Regions from separate parts of the Mus musculus genome. Here region 2 is linked to region 1. Evidence: chromatin loops called from intact Hi-C (ENCODE). Cell type or tissue: left cerebral cortex. All regions are shown on one strand.

Region 1 (2,500 bases):
AATAAAGGATGATGGGCAGGGTCTCTGGCTCAGAGTGATCAGTCTTCACTGCTAAAAGGCTACACGATTTCCCCTAACCTCAAACAGGGGGAGGGATGTGTCATTCATGTCTGCGTCCCTAGCAACTCATCTCTCTGTGAACGGCATGAGCAGCCTTCTCGTCGTTGCATAAGAGAAAAATCTAGAAACTCTCCCCGAGCTTTCTTTGTTTTACCCCTAGAGCTCCGGTTTGCCAACTACCTTACTGATTTCTCTGACTTCATCACCAAGTTGGCTTTAATGTTCATTGGCTTCTATCTTCACTGTTCCTTTTGGCTCCTATAAAGCGCTATTGTCTCTTCCATGTTATATGTGCACTAGGTATGCATCTAATGTATACACCACTAGCACACCTTTTTACACCCCCCCCTTCTCCATTTTACTGTTTGCGAGATAATTTGAAAGCATATCTCCACATTCCGATCCCCTACAGCAGTTCACAGTACATAGAGTACATGGTAAGTAAATATTTGGTGGGTGAATAAATAAATAGAGGGCGGGGCCATCATTAGGTCCTCTGCACGCTCACAGAAGCAGGGATACATCCTAGATAAGGAAGAAAGAGCTTCCTCAGTTTCCAAAGCTCTCTTGGTGCAAAATCTACTAGTACTCACTGGGGAAAAAAAATGCCATCACTTCCCCTCCCAGACTCCATCCCAGTCCAAAGCCAGGTGCCTGTCTTCCTGCCAGGAGCGTCCACAGCTAGCTGCAAATATTCCACTCAGTTTTCCCAGCCCATAACCTTAGCTATAGTGTTTACTACTGTGAACACCATCAGATACATTTAAATATGCTGTAAAGGTCAGACAATTGAAGCATTCCCCTTTTTTAGAATCCATTTCACATCGTGGCAGAGCTGAGGCTCCCGGCACCCTCTCAAGCTCGGCTCTGAAGGTAAATTATGAAGCTTTTTTTCTCTGCTGTAAGGACAACTTCATCATGTATCGTATTCTATGGGATAATGGCTGTAAACCCATCTGTTACAGGCGCGAGCAGCAAGTGCTGAAAGCCACAGTTGAATCTTAACTTCGGAGCCATCACCCTCAATTTCAAAAAAAAAAAAAAATCAGCTGTTAAAAGCAGCCTCACGTTTCAAAAAGTTAGGAGAAAATGATCAGGGGAAGGCATCTAGCCAGCAAATGCAGAAGCCCAGCGACCAAGCTGAGAATATCTGAAAGTGGAACGTGCGGCTTTAAAGCCCCTACTCCATTCTACTTCCGCCAGTCTTCCCTGGTGAGGAACATTTCCCCATTGCCCTGATGTACTGGTTGCTGATTCTTTTGAACGCAATGGTTCGTATGTTTCTTGAAGAAAGTGATGAAATGAAGGAACTTCGCTCCTAAGTAAACACACTACAGACGTCACATAAAAATCTTCCACTTAACATTGGCGGTGGGGAACATTGCAGACCACCAACACATCTCCAAGAACAAAGACACACACACACACACACACACACACACACACACACACACCCCAAAGACCTGTTTTATATTGTCCTTTGACTGAGAGTCTTAACCTAGTCACTTGGAACTATGTGGTCTTCGGACATGCATTGAGTCTCTCTGTGCTGCTGTTAGCTAGGATGGAAACTAAAGGTTTCTAACAAAAATAGTTAGACAGTGGCAACTATGTATTTATCTAAAACTTTTACAGCATCTTTCTCAACACTGCGCACTGTTCTTTTTGGGTTCTACAATGTAGGTTTGAGTGATCTATGGGGATGAAAATAGGATCTCAGAGACAGAGTTGGGAAATAAATAAGACTGAGATTTACCCAAAGAAGAAGAGAATTGGAAAGCAAAGAAAGAAAAGAGTGTATGGACAGCGAACAGAGAACCTGAACGCAAGAGGGGAGGAAAGCCCTGTGCACAGTTAGAGTAGTAGGCCTGAAGAAGTGAATGCACACAGTGTAGCTGTTAATTATACTGTCCCCTTTCTTCCCCCTGATCTCAAATCCCACCCTGCAGAAGAAAGTCATAGTGACAGGCATCCATCCTAAAGTTTTCATAGACTCTGCTGTGCATGCTCAGCTGCTCCATTTTGCCCTACTATCTCCCAAGGGAAACCTTGACTCCCATCTCCAACTCCAACTCTGTAAGGCAGACTCTATCCAGCTCTATTTACAAGGCCCTCCACATTCTTCAAGCCCTTCTAAGCAGCATGGGAAATTTTTGAGATTTCCTGACTATTCTTAGCGCTTTCTCACATTGGATGCCCTATGGTCTCCCTTTCCAAATAAACCAAGCCATGAAATATGGCTCCTCCTTCACGAAATTATGCCTAATCCTTCAGCCGGGATTGTTCTGTGTTCTCGGGGCAGGATGTTCCCATCTCTCCTAGGACATCCTACCAGTGCTTTGTGCATAGGTCACTTAACCCTATCAAGGCAGGCAGCAGAAGCATGGGCCACGACTCACATGTTTGACTCAGCATCCTGCTACTCACTAGATGAGACCAG
Region 2 (2,500 bases), 110 kb after region 1:
TCCCTTGCCTTTTCTCTCCTGAGGCTTTAGATGATAGTAGGCATTTCACAGCAACCCTCTGACATCAGTGGGGCTGCTATTGGTTCTGTTTACAGATGAAGAAATTAAGGCTTAGGGCTTGCTGAGGGTACCCATCTAGGAAGTTCTGTCTGAGACCAAGTCTTGGACTTCTAGGTCTTATACTCTCTGGAGACAGGCAATGGAAGCCATCAGTGACAATGAACCAGTGAACTCTCATGTCCAAGTTACTGGTTTGGGTTTGAAACCTGGTGGCCTTTCTCTCCTGCCCCAGTTTTATGTGGTACCCACCTCATACCTGAGGCTGTCCTTGCTCCAGCCCCAGAGATCACATTCAGGTCTCTCCTAGACATTTCTGTGTCTGTGGTCACATATAGAGAAGACACAGGTTGTCCATCATTAGAGAAAGCAGTCACTGGAGCCTGAGTATCTAGTGATGCTCAGTGGAAAGAGATGCTCTCTGCCTGGAGGTGGTAAGATGATGTAAAATTGCCAAAGAGTTCTTAAAGTTCACCAGCAATACTTCCTTCCCCGGGCCAATCAGGCTACTCTGAGTCACGGGTGCTGCCCCGAGAGCAGCTGGGAAGAAAGTCTTGGTAGTGGGAAGATTTGAGATCGAAACAGATGAACATATAGAACAGGGGAAATGAAGGTTTGGTGGTATGGGCAAATGATGGACAGTTAGATAGATAGATGGATAGGTGAATAGATGAGTAGCTGGACAGATACATGGGGAAGGAATGAGCTTGTAATCTTAAAGGGGGCCACTTAGTTCATCCCAGGAGCCTGGGTCTTTTCTGTCATGTTAAATGAAGGGGTTAAGACAGTGAGAGAAGAGGGAGATGTAGGGACCAGATAGATGGGGGGTGGGGGGATGTAAGCAGGAAGAAAGACTAAACAGTGGGATTGTAGCAGTGTGCCCTTAACTCAGGGGCTCTGTCCAAGGTTCTGAACATTCCTGGCTGTTACAGTCGCTCAGAGATGGCCACTGGGACACTAGATTCTCATCTCTATGATTTACTGGCCGTGGGTGTTCCGGAGCTCACGACAATCAGTTATTTGTCACTTTCTGTATCCAGGAGGCTGGAACGAGGGTGAGTCAGGAGGGTGAAGTCACTACTGCAGTCTGAGTCTGCAGCAGCTGGTGGATCCCCTCCAACACCTCTGTACTCCCGCCCCCAGCCCCAGGCTGGTCACCACAGCTCCAGTCATTCTTCCGCCCCCCCAAAACACTGCCTCCCCAAAGGGAGACACAAGCAACACCCCCACAGTGCCTGCACATGCCTGCAGGAAAGCTAGACGCCTGCTTGGAGAACTTATCTTCTACCCCCTCATCCTGACCTTTATCGTAGCAGAGACACCTATGGGATAAGGGAGGATATAGGAGGGATCAGAGCCATGTCCTTTAAAAGATACTTGATCCACCTATGCCTGCTCCTCTCTACTTTCACCCCATTTCAGGGTACAAGACCTCACAACTATGGGCAATAAGGGACCGTGCGTGGGTCTGGAAAGAGGTGACATTCATCCCAACGAGGATGGTAAATAAGTATAGAAAGCCAAGAGAACAAATGCAAAATCTATGCATCCTCATGAGTGTCCCACCCACGAAGGATATTTATGGAGACGAATTAGTGGCATTTACAGGTGAAACCATGGATACTATGTCCTGCTAAAACATCAGTCCAATACAATAATATTCTCTTTTCCCTAAACCCAGCCAGACCCTTTACTGAGAAGTATGACATACAGACAAGTCTTTGAGTGTTTGAAGACATGCTTTGGGGTTAGACGTTTAAAAAAAATAAATAAAAGTCAGGGACTGAAGCAATCTACTAAAGCAATCAGTGAACTAAGAGAGGCATTGATGAGCTTAGGGATGTGTGTGGCTCAAACAGAGACAGGAAACGTGGCGTGAATCAGAATGTGCCGGGGATTGGGGGACACATGTAGGTGATCCTTCCACTGCTGCTTCTCCATCAGGACTCAGCAGCCAGACTCAACCCCAGGCTCATTGGCACAACACCCTCTCTTAAAAGAAAGCACTTGTAGATGGTGCTAGATACAGGTCAGCAAAAGATTCCTTGAAGCCTGGGAGCGGGGTGGGGCCCAAGAAGGATTGATAAACCCATCTTTGGACACAGAGAACTGCCCCTACTTTGTGTCTTGCAGACAAGGTCTGTTTCTCCCCTGAACTCCCACAGCGCTTGGTTCTGGCCTTTTGGAGGGCTTAATGAACTACATGCCTACTTGATCGATGCTCCATCACGCCAACTATTTATCAATGCTAATGTCTACCAGTGATTGTCTAGACAACCAGCATCTTTACAAAGACTAGCTTATGCACCACCACCACCACCCCCTAAGAACAATTTCAGATTTGCAGCAGCAGCGCCGCCATCGTTTTTCCGATGAAGCACATGAGTAGTAAGAGCTGCTGGATTAGGAACGAATCCACTGTCTCCTGCCTCGTGTTAGCTCC

The links. Hi-C counts contacts between places; a loop is a spot of excess contacts. Peaks named below come from ENCODE experiments on the same cell type or tissue, not always from the same donor. Only the 100,000 strongest peaks of a DNase experiment are listed, where the experiment ranks them.
Region 2: it touches region 1 in a loop (5-fold over the local background); 3 of 42 quality-filtered maps call a loop at or near these places.

The regions. Positions count from the first base shown.
Region 1 is chr19:48,365,711-48,368,210 of GRCm38, reverse strand. All of the region lies in intron 1 of Sorcs3 (sortilin-related VPS10 domain containing receptor 3), which reads right to left. Among named protein-coding and RNA genes, the nearest start is that of Sorcs3, 160 kb to the right of the region's middle. In left cerebral cortex, no CTCF peak of the experiment used is centred here; DNase peaks (open chromatin) are centred at 751 and 1,026; H3K27ac peaks cover 872 bases.
Region 2 is chr19:48,258,011-48,260,510 of GRCm38, reverse strand. The region is part of intron 1 of Sorcs3 (sortilin-related VPS10 domain containing receptor 3); the gene reads right to left. Among named protein-coding and RNA genes, the nearest start is that of Sorcs3, 53 kb to the right of the region's middle. In left cerebral cortex, no CTCF peak of the experiment used is centred here; a DNase peak (open chromatin) is centred at 1,156; H3K27ac peaks cover 360 bases.